Regions from separate parts of the Homo sapiens genome. Here region 2 is linked to region 1. Evidence: chromatin loops called from intact Hi-C (ENCODE). Cell type or tissue: endothelial cell of umbilical vein. All regions are shown on one strand.

Region 1 (8,000 bases):
TATACCTAATGCTAAATGACGAGTTAATGGGTGCAGCACACCAACATGGCACATGTATACATATGTAACAAACCTGCACATTGTGCACATGTACCCTAAAACTTAAAGTATAATAATAATAAAATTTAAAAAAAAACTGTAAAGCAGTGGCAAACAAACAAAAAAAAAACCAAAAAAAACCACAAAAAAATTAGCCAGGCGTGGTGGCGGGCGCCTGTAGTCCCAGCTACTTGGGAGGCTGAGGTAGGAGAATGGCGTGAACCAGGGAGGCGGAGCTTGCAGTGAGCCCAGATCATGCCACTGCACTCCAGCCTGGGCGACAGAGTGAGACTCCATCTCGGGGTGGGGGGAAAAAAAAGAAGAGAAATCCTTAACAGAGGGTGAATCCTGAGCAATTGAAGTTCTAACTAGGAGAAGAGAGAGAACATGAGTTGGATGATTTTCTCTAAATGTTATTTTCAGCTTCAGATTTCAAAGAAATTCCTTATGATATTTGCTCCTCTCCACAGCCAATTTGCAACATTTTGCTACGCCTCTCATTATTGCTAAAATCATAAATCCTACAGTACTCCAGCTGTTCACTCAAGATTGCCAGCAAGGAAATGGCTATAAAACGCAAAACATGAAGATTAAACTTTTTGCTCATTTTCTTAATTGTAGCTTAGCAAAAATTCTCTACACCCTGCCCAGTTCCCTTAAGAGCATTTGAACCATGTGATTCCTACGACAATTCAGTGCAAGAAGAAAAAAATCTGCAAGCCTGTTGAGTTTATATTGTGTCCCAGTTCTTTGATGACCAGTTTACAAATACAAATTACATACAAGAAACATTTATAAGTGCTGTGTTTCCTTGGGAAAACAGTAAATAAAACATGGACTGTCTTTAGAGTGAGTAAAGACCCACTTTTGTTTTTGCCAGAGACCAGAAAGTGGGATTCAGTATAAAACATAGCTTCTCTAGTCCTGACACTAACTGTAAAATCAATACTACTAATAAGAAAACATTATTTTGTACTAATATGGCATAAAAACCTAGAAGTATTCTTAGCATTAAAATCAGAATAGACTAATTCTACATCAACTGTTTTGCTGAAAATGTTTAAATGTAAATGTAAAAGGTTTAAATATTCAAACATTTTAACTCTAAAATGCAGGTACAAAAATGATATTCTTCAATACCCAGAGAACTAACTAGCATATTGCAAAATATCAACTAAAATTTATGTCAGTCCAATGAAAGAGCTTAAATGTGGGAAGTATCAGTTTTGTGTGGACTTAGAGAAAAGGGAGGGGTTTTGGAGGTGCTATGATGAGCAGGACCTGTCTGGCAGAGGAAGAACCTTTGCAAGAGAGAAAGAGGAGAGGCCTCCCAAAACTGGCGGGAAGATGCACATTCCGGATCCATAGGAGACTGGAAGTGGCCCACTGTGAAGGACTGGCTCGAGAGCAGCTTCTCTCGATGGCAGGAGCCAGGGAAGTCTTTTTAGTCCTGGACTCACCCTTCTCAACTACGACCTGGATGCAGCCACCCAGACGGGCTGGGAGCACGGGGCCCAGAATGCTCATCCTACTCTGTACATGGGAACCTTGCTTCACATACTTGGGGGGCTATCAATCCTTTCTCCAAGGCCCAGACCTTTTCCCAGTGGGAGGAGGCCTGCAGGGTACACCGTGTAGCAGGGTAACTGTCTGATGGCAGGTTTGCTGTTGGGAGAGTAGAGAAGAGGTTTGGGGACACAGGCAGAGACAGGCTGGGGTGCCCAGCTCAGCCCCCTGATCACAGCATCGGCCTCCTGCATCCACTGCCCACAGTGGCCCCAAAGCCACAGTGGATGGCTGAGACCACCCCAGACCTGGCTGTGCCACACATCCACTCTGGGCCTCAGTCCTCATCTGTGAAATGTCAGGGAAGGGCCAGATCAGGGATCCCCAAAGCAAGCTGGTCACACAGCCCCCAGGACAGCTTTGTGAAAACACCCATTCCTAGGCCTACCCAGACCCACTGACTCAGTGTTTCTGTGGGGCAGGACCTGGGGACAGGTATAGAGATTTTTTGGATAACGTAATACATATTAACTTTAGAAAAGACAGTGAGGAACAAAGAATAAAATATTTTGAATTCAGGCACCTGTATTTTTTTTTTTTTTTTTTTTTTGAGACGGAGTCTCACTGTCACCCAGGCTGGAGTACAGTGGTGTGATCTAGGTCACTGCAGCCTCTACCTACCAGGTTCAAGCGATTCTCCTGCCTCAGCCTCTGGAGTAGCTGGGATTACAGGCACACGCCACCATGCCTGGCTAATTTTTTGTATTTTTAGTAGAGATGGGGTTTTGGTATATTGGCCAGGCTGGTCTCGAACTCCTGGCCTCCAGTGATCCTCCTGCCTCGGCCTCCCAAAGTGCTGGGATTACAGGCATCAGCCACCATGCCTGGCCAAACACCTGTATTTTTAAAAAGCTCATTGGGGCTGGGCATGGTGGCTCATGCTGTAATCCCAGCACTTTGGGAGGCCAAGGCAGACAGATTGCTTGAGGTCAGGAGTTCAAAACCAGCCTGGCCAACATGGCAAAACCCCATCTCTACTGAAAAATACAAAATTAGCCAGGTGTGGCAGCACGTGCCTGTAATCCCAGCTACTTGGGAGGCTGAGGCAGGAGGATTTCTTGAACCCAGGAGGTGGAGGTTGCTGTGAGCCGAGATCCCACCACTGCACTCCAGCCTGGGTGACAGTAAGACTCAGTCTTCCCCCCCCCACCCCCCCAAAAAAAAAGCTCCTTGGTAACCATGCCAGTCAGCAGGCTGGGAACCCTGGGACTACACAGCTTAGGCCCACCCAGCTATGATCTTCTCCAACACCCTCATTCTCTTTCAAAGACAAGGTGAGGAGGGACCGTTTACTCCATTCCTGTCTGTTTGCACAGAGCTGCTAACAGATGCTACATTCCAGGTGCCCCGGGCATCTGAGCCTTCCCCCTCCACACACTGGGGTTGGTCCTTGGCCCATGGATCTTTCCAGCCTTATGTCCCACAGTCCAGCCAATGAGGTCACCTTGGCTGCCCATGACATACTCTCCTGCCTCCCCGGGCCCTCCTCTGCTCCATCTCCCTGTCCTGAGATCCTACACAATCTTCAGGATTCACTTCAAATGCCAATTCTTCCTTGAAACTTTCCCAATGCCATCTTCCACCCACCCATGCCTGCTTTGAAGCCACTCAGCACACTGCTGCTCTCTGTGGCTCTCCAACATCTCTGGTACCTGGTATGTAGTAGTTGCTGATTACATACCTATGGACTGAACAAATGAATGCAGCCTTCTTGGAAAAGGCCAAGGAAGGCCAGGTTTTAAGCACAGTGGGCCAAAAACCCAGAGCCCAGGCTGACAGCCCTGAGAGGGCGTGGGCCCCCCAGCACCTTACTTGTTATACAGCACAATGTCTGGCTTCCAGATCTTCTGTGCAGGGACACGCATGAACTCTGCCCCACCATAGTCAGAGGGGTTCCATTTCAGCTTGTAGTCATTCCAGATCTCGGGGAAGGAAGCAGGGAGGGAGAAGGAGACGGTAAAAGAATCAGCCTGGTTTTACTTCCCGTGGCACCACCCATCTTGGTGACTCCCCACCCCTGCTGCATGTGACCGAACCACATCCATGCCATGATCACATAGTCCAACTTCTCCTGTGGGTGTAGTGCAGGAGAGAGCACACGGCTGGCTCTGCGGGCCACCTCCTGGCACTAGGGAAGCCACTGCCCCCATAACCATGAGCAAGCCCAGCCCCTCATCAACCAAACAGGGCCTACTCGTGCTTTCTCTGGTCACTTCTAGTGCCAGGTGGAGACTCCTGGACTTCATGCATCATGTCCAGGTCCATGTGCCTGTTTACAGCCCCTGAATGGCTCTCCAGGGGTGTTTTCCAACATAGACACTCTTTCACCCCAAGGTTAAGCAAGACTGGACTCTGAAAGATTCCGGGGGAAGAATCCATGACCCCTGCAGGGCCCAGGAAGTGTCTGGGTCCAGAGGCTGGGAGGTCTGAGTCCTGAGCACCAGAGGAGAGAGGGGTGAGGCTGCGGCCACAGAGGGAACGTGTGCATCAAGTACTGGGTGGGGCACTGTGCCCATCTGGCTTTCCAACCTCCTGGGGATGAAGGCTGTGTGTGCTGAGTGCTCAGCTGGCCAGGCTGGCAGAAGGGTCACCCGCAGGCCAATGGGCCATTATGTCTCCTGGCAAGTCTGGACAAAGCCTCCCTGGGGAGGACATGTGGAAGGCAATTTCTTGGCCTCGATCTGAACAGGAAAATCTACTCCCACGCTACCAACAACAGCAGCATCTTATTCTGACTTAAGAATGAGTATAGGGGCTGTGCACAGTGGCTTCTGCCTGTAACCCCAGCACTTTGGGAGGCTGAGGTGTGTGGTTTGCTTGAGATCAGGCGTTCGAGACCAGCCTGGGCAACATGGCGAAACCCTGTCTCTATAACAAATCCAAAAATTAGCCAGACGTGGTGGTGCACAGCTGTGGTCCCAGCTACTTGGGAGGCTGAGGCAGGAGAACTGCTTGAACCCTGCTGGTGGAGATTGCAGTGAGCCGAGATCACGCCACAGCACTCCGGCCTGGGTGACAGAGCGAGATCCCGTCTGGAAAAAAAACTGAGTTTTTAGCAAGAGGGAGAGAAGGAGGTGTCTCAGGCACCACCCCAGGGTTTGGGGGCAGGGCTTCAATCTCAGGTTCGTACTCTTCTGTTGTGTGAACATGGAGAATGTCTTTCTCCAGGCTGCAACCTGTCCATCTGGGACTTGAGGGGTTGGGCCCTACAGTCCTTCCAGGGGGACTGTAGGGCAGTGCATGTGACCTCAAGCCTTAGAAGAGATATATCTGCCAGTCAGTGGACCCCAATCTGGGTTCCACAGAAGTAAATGAAGCCTGGTCTTTAGGCCTTTCTTGGTTCACCTAAAGCAAATAAAACAGTCACCACCAGGGGGCAGCAGTGCCTAGGGTCTGGTCACTTACTTGCTTGAGCCACAGGTTGGTCTCCATGATCTGGTTTACTTCATCCTAGAAAGAGGAATTAAAGTTGACAGGAGAATTACAAAACAAGACTAATTCTGGGAAAGGCTCCTCCAGAAGCCCCGGTCCCCATGGCCACGGCTCGTGGCTTCCAGCACTCACCACCTTCACCAGCTGAGACATGGACACCTCGAAATGGATGATGACTGGGTCAGACACGTTGGCTACAGGCCGGATGATCTCATTGTAATCTTCAAACAGCCGCTCAAATAGACGGTGCTCAGCCTCTGAGGCCCTGGCCACTGTGGGAAGCAGCCCTGTCAGTCCCTGGGGAAATCGTTACTTAACCTCCCCCACCCAGCCCAGCAGAAACATCACCCATCTACAGCATCCCCTCCACCTGTGGGGGGATTCTGTGGAACCCTAGACTTTCAGGCCAGTCTAACCCAGTGGGTTACAAAATGGGAAACTGAGGCCCAAGAGGGGCAGGATTCTACCTGGCCACACGCATTCAGTGAGAAGCACAGTGGTTGCAAGCCTGGGCTCTGGAGTTGGACAGATCTGGTGCAAATCCTGACAAATCACTTGTAAGCTGTGTGAGCTTAGGCAAGTGGCTTAACCTCTCTGAACCTGTGTCTTTACCAGTCAAAATAAGGATTATAAACGTATCCACCTCAAAGGGTTGTTGTGAAGGAAGTGCACAGCTTGGTGCTGCGGTAAGAGGTCAAGAACTATTCGCAATCTTTTCCTGGGTTGTTTCTGCCGGGTGGGGGTGTGGGGCAAATGCTGTCTGCCTGGGTACAGCCACTCACTGCTTCCACGATGGAAAGATGGCCAGTCCGCTCCCAGGGGCAGGGCCAACCACGGTCGCCCAGGCCCAGGTCTTCTACCTCCCAGCCTCCGGGAGAACACAGCCCAGGTCTGGGCCTCTCCTGCATTCCACCCTGTAGGGGTGGCCACCAGCCCTCTTAGAAGCCAAGGCACTGTGTGACTCCCGTGATCTCGTGTGACCCCCAGCTCTTGCTGATGCTGTCTTCATATCCTGATGAAAGACTCTGACCTCTGCAACCCTTGGGCACCCCTCTTTGTTCCTAAGCCACACCCCAGCACAAGTGAGGCATACCGGGTCAGCTGTCTTCTGATTCCCACGTACAGATCTGGGGGCAGCTTGGGGAAGCGGGAGGAGAATCCTCTAGGAAGTTGAATCCAACTTCCTCAGGTCTTGAAATAGGATTTTTCCTGCTCCCCACTCTCCTTCCCCAGGATGAAAGAAGGGTCCCAGGCAGGAGGTCGGTTGAGAGCGTATGGCGTTCTGAGTAGTGCAGGCCTCGGCACCGAGGGCGGAAAGCGCTCTGAGCTCACAGCCGCACGACAGACCGCCGGCCTGGGCCCTCCAGGAATTCCCTGCAGCCTTGCCCGGTCCCCGACTCTCGCTACCCACCAGCCCTCCCAGGCACCCAAGAGCCTCCCAGCGGCGGGCCAGGGCCGGCTTCCCCCAGCAGGCTCCTCTGGAGAGCGGGAGGAAGACAGGAGGCGCTCTCCCGGTGGAGGGTCCCTCAGCGACGCAGCCAGGAGCGCTAGGAGGCTACAACCGGAGGAGAGGCTGGCGCTCCAGCTCCAGCCCCAGTCCCGAAGCGACTCCCCTCTTCCCGAGGTGGCCTTGGCCAAGTCTTCAGCCATCTCCGTCAAATGAGGAGGTGGGCGGGATGCAGACGGTGGAGCGGGAGGCTTGGGCGCGCCAGTTTGGGAGCCAGTGCGCGGGGCAGGGCGACGGGCAGCGCGGGGACGCGAATCCCCAACTCCTGCGCCCAAGACGAAGGACCCGGTCTCGACCTCCCCATCACCCGGCGCGTACCAGCGCCCGCTCAGTGACTCCCAGGTTTGGTGGTGGCTAGGGGTGGGAGGTGAGCCGAAAGGGAAAAAGCCACCCCACCCAAGTCGCCGCCGGGCTGGAGCCAGTCTGCGCGGGTTCCGAGTCCCCGGCGACGGCGCCAGCCCTCTCCGCTCGCCCGCGCGGTGTTCTCGCCGGCAGCCCCTCCGGACCCCGCGCCCCTTCTCGGGCGCCCGTCCCTCCGGAGCCCTAACGCCTGTGCGCGTACCTGGCAGCAGAGACAGCAGCAGCAGCAGCAGCAGCCGCGGCGGCGACAGCGCCAGGGGCAGCGAGAGCGGGCCAGAGCCCATGGCTGGTGGCCGGGCTGGCCGCGGACCCGGACGGTCGGGAGCGGGCGCGGCGGTCGCAGAGACGGCCTCTCCCCGCGCGGCTCCAGCGCAGACCCCAGACCTGGAGCCGTGCGGGCGGAGACGCGCGGGGCTCCTCTCCGCTTCGCCGCCGCTGGGTTTCCAGCGCCCTCGGACCCGCGGGAGGACAGGAACCATCCGGAGTGAAGCTGCGCCAGGCGCGGGCGGGCGGGCGGGCGTGCGCGGGGCGGGGCGTACGTGCGGTAGGGGAAGGGGCTCCAGGTCCCAGTCCCCAGCGCCGGGCGAGCTCCTTCTCCGCCGGGCTGGGTGCTCCGGCCGGCGGCGTCCGACCAGATCTGAGCAGGTGCTGTCACCACCACCAGGAAGGAGAGGGACTCAGTTTCTGTCCCAGGTTTCCGGGGCGTGTGCAGCTCCCGCAGGGGGTTGGGACCACCGGGCTAGGCGGGCGCCGTAGGAGAGACGCTAACACACCCTGGGAAGGACGCCTTGTGTATCTCATGCTATTAAATAATTGTTAAATATTTTAGCCGGGAGCAGTGGCTCACGCCTGTAATCCCAGCCAGCACTTTGGGAGGCCAAGGCGGGCGGATCACGAGGTCAGAGACCATCCTGGCTAACATGGTGAAACCTCGTCTCTACTAAAAATACTCTACAAATTAGCCCGGCGTGGTGGCAGGCACCTGTAGTCCCAGCTACTCGGGAGGCTGAGGCAGGAGAATGGCGTGAACCCGGGAGGCAGAGCCTGCAGTGAGCCGAGATTGCGCCACTGCACTCCAGCCTGGGTGACAGAGTGA
Region 2 (8,000 bases), 310 kb before region 1:
TTAATCACCTCTGCTATTGCTGCTGCTTAGCAAAACTGGTAAAAACAAAATTGTAATCACTGATGCATCACCCAGATAATCCTCAAATTCCTGCCAGGGAATCCTCTCAGATTCTCTCCAGCGTGCTGTAAAAACCACCGAAGTCATTTGGGCCAGTGCTGGCAGCAGCCCTCCTGAGTCTGAGTTCCCACTCAAAGGTCATGAGATCACAGAACAGCCAGGTGGGGCAGAATAATGTTTTCAAGTACATAAGAACAAGCCACATAGGATTACAAAGGAAACCAATTATATCAAAGTAGTTATCAAAATATTTGTGAAACAGTAGTATATGTGCTTTATTAATGCAGCATGTCTAATATCTTCTGTTATTTTATTTTTGAGACAGGGTCTCGCTCTGTCACCCAGGCTGGAGTGCAGTGGCGCAATCACTGCTCACTGCAGCCTCAATCTTCCAGGCTTAAGCGATCCTCCCGCTTCAGCCTCCCAAGTAGCTGGGACTACAGGCATGTGCCACCATGCCCGGCTAATTTTTGTAATTTTTTTTTTTTTGGTAGAGAAGAGGTTTTGCCATGTTGCCCAGGCTAGTCTCAAACTCCTGGGCTCAGGTGATCTGCCCACTTCAGCCTCCCAAAGTACTGGGATTACAGGCATGAGCCATGGCTCCCAGCCTGTTCTGTAATTTTAAAGTAGCAGTGAGCATAAACAATATTTAGAATTACTTGCAACAGCTGCAATGTGATACGAAAATATTTGTGATTTGTATTGGTGACAAAGTCACAGGTACTACTAATACTCCTAGATTTATTGCATACATTTATAATTAAAGAAGATATTAAATTCCAGTTACAGTTTAAGGGAAATAAAGATATAATTATTTTCCTATCAAAGTTCACAGATCCACGGAATGCCCATTGTAAAGCAAATCTGGAGAGACTTGCCATTGTATGTGACATTTAAACATCTGTAATTAGAGTTCTGGTCTTCCAGGTCAGGAGGAAATGAAAAGATTTTAGAATAAGATAGGTAAACATCCAGGCTAATGATGAAGTAGCTCCAAGATGTAAGGGCTGCCCTGAAAAGCTCTACAATTCATAAAGAGGCCAAGGTTGGGAGGCCCCCTCTAAGGCTGCAGCCCCACAGGGACATAATTGTTCCCTGAGTCATTCACTGCCTTTCCAACTAGCCCTGCATAGAGCAGACCCACAGAGAGGCTCAAGCAGGAAGAATGATACTAGGCCACAGTGTCCCAGGACTTACCCCTATACTTCTCCTCTCCACTCAGTCACAGGTCCAAGCATTTCTGAATGAAGAAGAACCTCACAGATCTATCTCATACCTCTCTCCCTCTATACAACCCCACCATGGGATCATCCAGCCTCTGTTTGAATACCTCCAAGGACAGGGAGCTCACTACCTCCTTGGGAGGAAGAGCTGCCTCCGCCCCAGTTCCGGGAAGGCTTACTTGACTTCCCGGGAAAGACATGAATCAGCAGGTCTGGAGAGGGGTGCAGGCAAAAGTCCTGCTCTCTGCTCAGCACAGGGAGAAGGAGAGGGAGGTCCATGGGCCACATCTGCCCTGTGTAGAGCTCTCAAGGCTCTCCTCAGAACCCCAGCTGGCAGAGTCTGATGTCAGGGACCCCACCTGCCCTTTCTGATGTTTATCCCAGGTTTCCTCTCTGGACCCCACAGCTGACACCCGACTCTCCTTCTTCCTAGTCCCCCTCTTCCCTCCCCTCCTGCGGGCCACAGTGTCTCATGTGGTGCCCCTCTCCTTCTACAGATGCCACCCTCACTCTGCCCCACAAGCTTCCCCGCTTTCATCAAGCAGCACCTCCTTCTCTCCTCCATGCCCCACCAGATAGGCCCCAGGCGCTTTTTGTTTCCAGTTTTGGCACAAAGGGGTTAAACAACTTGGCCTCTAGAGCACAATGCCTGGGCTCAATCTTGGCTGCTCCACCCAAGGCTCTGGTAAATTATGTAACCCCACTGGGATATCACTAAAATGGGGATAATACTAGAACTTTCCTTTTAGGGCTGATATGAGGATTAATAGAGTTAAAATATGTAAAATGCTTAGAACAGTGCCTGGCACAAGGAAAACACTCAATAAATGCCAGCTAGGATTACTCTTACAATTGCCATTCTGGGACGTCTCAAACATACAGCCCACTGTTAGGGAAGGCCCTGAAAGCCCCCAGGTCTCTTTTCCTCACTAGCTTGCCAGATGGCTAAGGGTATTTACATCTCTGAAGTTTATAGCCAGGGCAACTTCCAGACTTCACCCAGCAATCAGCCACTCTGAGCATTTCCTCACAAGGAAACTTCTAGAAAGTTATGCCTCCTCTTTTCTAAAGCAGTGACCACATGTACCTATTATTAAAAATTTATTACTGGCTGGGCACGGTGGCTCATGCCTGTAATGCCAGCACTTTGGGAGGCCGAAGCAGGTGGATCACTTGAGCTCATAAGTCTGAGACTAGCCTGGGCAACATGATGAAACCCCTCCCTGCAAAAATGTAAAAAAGGTTAGCTAGGTGTGGTGGCACATGCCTGTGGTCCCAGCCACTCAGCAGGCTAAGGTAGGAGGATCTATTAAGCCCGGAGGCAGAGGCTGCAGTGAGCTGAGATGGTGCCACTGCACTCCAGCCTGGGTGACAGAGCAAGACCCTCTCTCACGAAAAAAATAAATTAATTAATTAAAAACAAAAAATTATCACCATGCATTCTCCTGTGTGTACATTATTTATAAATATATATGTATTTATACTACTATAATATTTATGTACATTATAAAACAAATATAAAAATAGAAGAGGGACAAGATAAAAATAAATATCAGAAGATCTAATATTTTCTTCCTATACTCCAGACGGTCTTGCTCACTGTCTGGGGTATACACATTCCACTTTGGAGACACTAATGTCTTCAAATTTTAATTTTGGTTTCAAACACTGGGAGAGCTGTGATGGTGGATGTATGGACTGGGCCACGCCCTGAGAAATAACTCTCGCTAGTGCTACGGAGGAGGGAGTCACCCTGTTTCACACAGAGAAGGAAACTGACCCTGAGAAAGGCGAAGTGGCTTCTGCAGGGTCATTCAGCCAGCAAGGCAGAGTAAGGATGGAAACCCATGCTGAATTGGGTGTAGCTGATTTTTTTGTTCATAATTCCACAGTATTAGGGAGGGAAAGCGGGGAAACAGGAGCTCACAGGAAAGAAAGGGGTATGGAGAGGGTGAGGGCAGGACAATTATGGGGCCAGAGGCGGGAGTCTGGATTCAAATCCAAACCCACAAGGACACATCACTCCTTTCTTCAGCTGGTCCATGGATACTGAATCAGGGAACCTCTTGGAACTGGCTTCCTACCCTGCAATCAGGGTCCTTGACAGTCCCCAGTCGGGAACACAGACCACCACAGTGGAGCCACTAGCCAGGGGCTTTACCACGGCTGGCCAGAGGATGGCAGTCACTGCCTACGCATGCCCACTTGGCTGGCGCCGCTGATGGAGTAGCAAGTACCTGCCCTCCTGGGCTCCTCCAGACTCCGGAGGCAGTGAATTCCTGCTCTTGAATCATTATGGGACCCCTCGTAAAGGCATCTTAGACCTCAACTTCCTCATCTTGAAAACAAAATTGTTAACACCATGGTCTCAATCCCTAGTGGTTTTCAAAAGTGTGGTTCCCAGACCACAGTTGTAGATTCTGGAAGTGAGATCCCCAAGGGAGTTACAGCAGAAGGAAGAAGCCAGGGAGAGAGCATCCTGCCCAGAAGCAGCTGAGGCCTCCCATCCTCTGCACATACCTGACTGAGGGGCTGCATCCTGCGAGCATGGCCTGGGGGACTAAGTTCTTTGCACCCAGCAACTGTTCAGGGTGGGGTTTCAATTCGCTTCACCAGCTGCTGACCAGCGGTTGGTGGTCACCTTCAGTACTTGGCTATTCTGCCAGGATCCACCAACTGGACCTTTTTGGGGCCAGGCTGGGGATACTCAAAGGAGTTAGATGAAATCCCTGCCCTCAAGGAGCTCACAATGACTCTTTCTCACCAGGACTCTAAGCCATCTTCAACCAAGATCGACTTTCCAGCGGAAAAGCCCTAGCTCCTCTGATTCTCCCTACATAAGAGGTGTAGGAATTATGTATCCCCATTTTATAGAAAAGTTGGCACAGGGAGAGCACGTGGTTAATCCAGAGCACCTGGTAAAGCTGTGGTGGAGTAGGGAGCAGAACTCAGACCCCTTGAGTCCTCATGCAGCCTGACTCTCTGCTCTGAGCAGGCTGTGGGCATGGCCCAGAGACCGGATGGGCCAATCCAGGGCCTGAGTCCCTCCGCTGTGCCCACATCCTTCAAAACTGGGCAGGAACCAGGAGTAGACTCACCCCACACTGGGGGACTGAGTCATACCTCTCGGGGACCCAAAGTGCAACCGAAGGGAATCAGGTCCTATGTGTGGAGAGGGGACAGGGACCGTGAAGCCCAGCTGTGTATGAAATTCTGCTGTAGTTGGGGATCATGCCATCACTTTCTGGACATCGTTGGCATTTACCTATTCACATAGGAGGCAGCAAAGTCAGGCCAAAAAAGATGGCTGCCAAGGCACTTGAGAGTGTAGGAGGGTGAGCCAAGGAGGCCAGGGTGGTGGGCCTGCCAGGAGGAGGCTGTAAGCCTCTGAAGGGTGGCAGGAATTGGGTATGGAAGCTGTGAGCTAGTGCCACTGTCTGCAATGAATGAGATAGAAGAGATTGGTAGGTGAGCATGATGACGAAGGAAAAGGAGGTGGGGTCTTAGTCTGTTTTGTGCTGCTATAACAGAATACCTGAGACTGGGTAATTTATTATTATCATTATTTATTATTATTCTCTCTCCTAGGCTGGAGTGCAGTGGTATGATCTCAGCTCACCGCAACCTCCGCCTCCCGGGTTCAAGCGATTCTCCTGCCTCAGCTTCCCCAGTAGCTGGAATTACAGGTGTGGGCCATCATACCCAGCTAATTTTTGTATTTTTAGTAGAGATGGGGTTTCACCATGTTGGCCAGGCTGGTCTTGAACTCCTGACCTCAGATGATCCGCCCACCTTGGCTTCCCAAAGTGCTGGGATTACAGGCCTGAGCCACCGTGCCTGGCCAAGACTGGGTAATTTAGAAAGAAAAGAAATTTCTTTTCTCACAGTTCTGAAGGCTGGGAAGTCCAAGATCAAGTTACTGGTGTCTTATAAGGCCCTTCTTACTGTGTCATTCCATGGCAGAAGGCAGAAGGGCAAGGAAGGGAGAGGGAGAGACAGGGTGATGGGGGAAGGCGAGGAGAGACAGAGACAGAGAGAGAGAGAGAGAGTGCAAGAGGGGCTGAACTTGTCCTTTTATAAGGAACCCACTCCCACTATAACAGCATGAATCCATTCATGAGGGTGGCATCCTCACGGCCTAATCAGCTCTTAAAAGTTCCACCTCTAACACTGTCACTTTGGGGATTAAGTTTCCAACACACGAACTTTGGGGGACACATTCAAACATAGCCAGGGGTCTGCCTGGATGGTGAGAGTCTCAAAGGGGCAGAAGGAGGAGAATCAGGGGTTCATGGTGTGCTGGTAGGTGTTTAACAACAGGCTCTTCAGAGAAAAACCCTAAACCTGGCTTATAGCATTTGCTGATTTCCATAGTGTAAATACAGCTCCCATGGGCTATTTCTTTTATTTTTGAAATGGAGTCTCACTCTGTTGCCCAGGCCCAGGCTGGAGTGCAGTGGAGCTATCTTGACTCACTGCAACCTCTGCCTCCTGGGTTCAAGTGATTCTCCTGCCTCCCGAGTAGCTGGGATTACAGGCACCTGCCACCATGCCCCATGGGCTATTTCACGCCACGGACAGGAAGTTGCTGACCAATATGTACAATCTGCTCTGGTAAGCTGGTATGTACCAGCTCCAGCATCCCCTTGAGTGGTTCTGTTATGTTGCTGGGGGTGTCAGTCTCAATCCAGGTGTGCACACCTGCAGTGTCCCCTCCAGAGGCTGCCAGGAACCGCTGTCCTCTACAGAGAGCCAGCTGTGGTGACAGCAAGGTTGGAATAAGGGACCGTGAAAGAGCTGAAAATATAGGGATTTTTATTTACAAAGTTGGTGGTGGGGTTGGGGGGAGGTCAAAGGATTGAGAGCCAGGTGGGAAAGGCAGGACTGCAGGGAAGTGCTGACCCAGAGGGGCCTGCACTTGGGAGGCAAGGGGGCAAAAGGAGCTCTAGGAAGAGAACTCACCGCCGTGAGGTTTCCAAAAGAACCTGGAAATCCCTTCCTGCCACAGGTTAAGCCCAGGATCTCTTGCCAGGGTGAACAGGTGCTGGCCCCAAGCTGGTAAGCTTGGGAAAGTCCCAGGACTCCTGTATCGAATGCACTTCTGAAGGACAAAGGGAATTCAAGAAGCCAAAGGTAGCTTTAGAACAGCCTCACCACAAAGCTCCTTCCACACACTGCCCTTAACTCAGAGAGAGAGCTGAGGTCCAGGCCCCCCATTAGATGTGAGTCTCCAGTGCATCCTGGTGCCAGAGCTGGCATATCCAGGTGAAAGCACTGCTTTTACTCCTTGACTGCCATTGCACTAAAATTAATAGCAGAAGAATGAAAGCATGTGGAGACCTTGCTGTGCAGTTACGCCCAAAGTGCCCCTGGAGGCCGAGGGGCTTAGCAGCCAGAACACGGAACCTCACATCAGGAGCCATTACTGTTATTGTCACTGTTGATATCATTCCTAGTTTTGATCATTAAGTGTGTGCCAGGCATGAAGCTGGCAAGTCACCCAGATGGCCTCAGGAACCATCTCTGGCTCTGAAAGGGAGACTCTCTAGCCTGCCTCTGCCTGAACCCTCTCTGGACCTCAGTTTCCCTAGCTGTCTGTCCCGTGAGTCCATTGGCTCTGGGACTCCTTCAGTTTTTGTTTTGAGACAGAGTCTTGCTCTGTCACCCAGGCTGGAGTGCAGTGGCGTGATCACTGTCACTGCAGCTCAAACTCCAGGGCTCAAGCGACCCTCCCACCTCAGCCTCCTGAGTAGCTGAGACTACAGGTGTGCACCACCATGCCTGGCTAATTTATTTTATTTTTATTTTTGTAGAGATAGGGTCTCCCTGTGTTGCCCGGGCTTGTCTCAAACACCTGACCTCAAGTGAGCCTCCCGCCTCGGCCTCCCAAAGTGCTGGGATTACAGGCGTGAGACACCACGCCCAGCCTCCTTCCAGTTTTGACCTTCTGATCCACTTCAGCTGTTCTTGACCATGGTGTCCTTCCCACTGACTTGTCACATTAGCTGTGAGCTGCCTGTGTCACACGCGATGAAGCTGACTACTGCATAGGACAGCTTATGTGCATCACGTCACATCTTCTCAGCCTCTTCTCTCTTAGTACAGCCACTACCCTGGGGTCCGTTCTGCACAAGTTTCAACCAGCTCTGCCCAAGCGTGAGCTGACAGCACCTCCCCTCCCCCAGTCTCCACCTCTATCTTCCTGCCCTGGGAATCACTCCACATTCACCCAGAAGAATTGTTGCCTGTGGGACAGCCTTGACCAATGGGAGATTGAAGCTGATGAGTAAATATTTCCCCCTTTGGCCCCTGAGGGACAGTTCTGAGATGCTTGACACAGGCCCTTCAGCGCTGGTGGCCAACTCAGCAGTGCATCCTTGATCTGGCTTTTGCTTCTTCCTTTGTTCCGCCCCTGCCCCTCACTCCTGCTCTCTGGGATTGAATTCCTAAGACAGCTCCCTGCTTGGGGTCTTTGTCTCAGGCTCTGCTTTAGGGGGAATCCAGGCTAAGACAGTTTCCAAGCACCCATGATTGCAAATAATCCACTGTTTTGATAAATTCGGCCAATTTTTTTTTTTTGGTGTGCAAATAAAGTTCTCATTCCCTTGCCTTCAGAGATGATTTCTTGAGGGGTGAGAAGGGGTGTGGAATAGGGACACTCCAAAGAGCCTTTTGCAGCCGTCGGGAGAAGGCCAGGAACCAGGGGACCTGTTGGAG

What was found. A loop is a pair of places that touch in the nucleus more often than their neighbours do. Peaks named below come from ENCODE experiments on the same cell type or tissue, not always from the same donor. Only the 100,000 strongest peaks of a DNase experiment are listed, where the experiment ranks them.
Region 2: a loop joins it to region 1, with 4 times the contacts of the local background. A loop is called at or near these places in 4 of 110 quality-filtered maps.

What each region holds. Positions count from the first base shown.
Region 1 is chr15:78,613,607-78,621,606 of GRCh38, forward strand. CHRNA3 (cholinergic receptor nicotinic alpha 3 subunit) reads right to left here and starts at 7,390. Exons shown (of 6, transcript NM_000743.5): 1 at 7,107-7,390; 2 at 5,170-5,309; 3 at 5,011-5,055; 4 at 3,418-3,527. The coding sequence starts at 7,188. In endothelial cell of umbilical vein, CTCF peaks have their summits at 4,967 (motif pointing right) and 6,540; a DNase peak (open chromatin) is centred at 4,975; H3K4me3 peaks cover 188 bases; H3K27me3 peaks cover 1,961 bases.
Region 2 is chr15:78,305,135-78,313,134 of GRCh38, forward strand. No RefSeq gene overlaps it. Among named protein-coding and RNA genes, the nearest start is that of SKIC8, 9.5 kb to the left of the region's middle. In endothelial cell of umbilical vein, a CTCF peak has its summit at 3,441 (motif pointing right); a DNase peak (open chromatin) is centred at 3,497.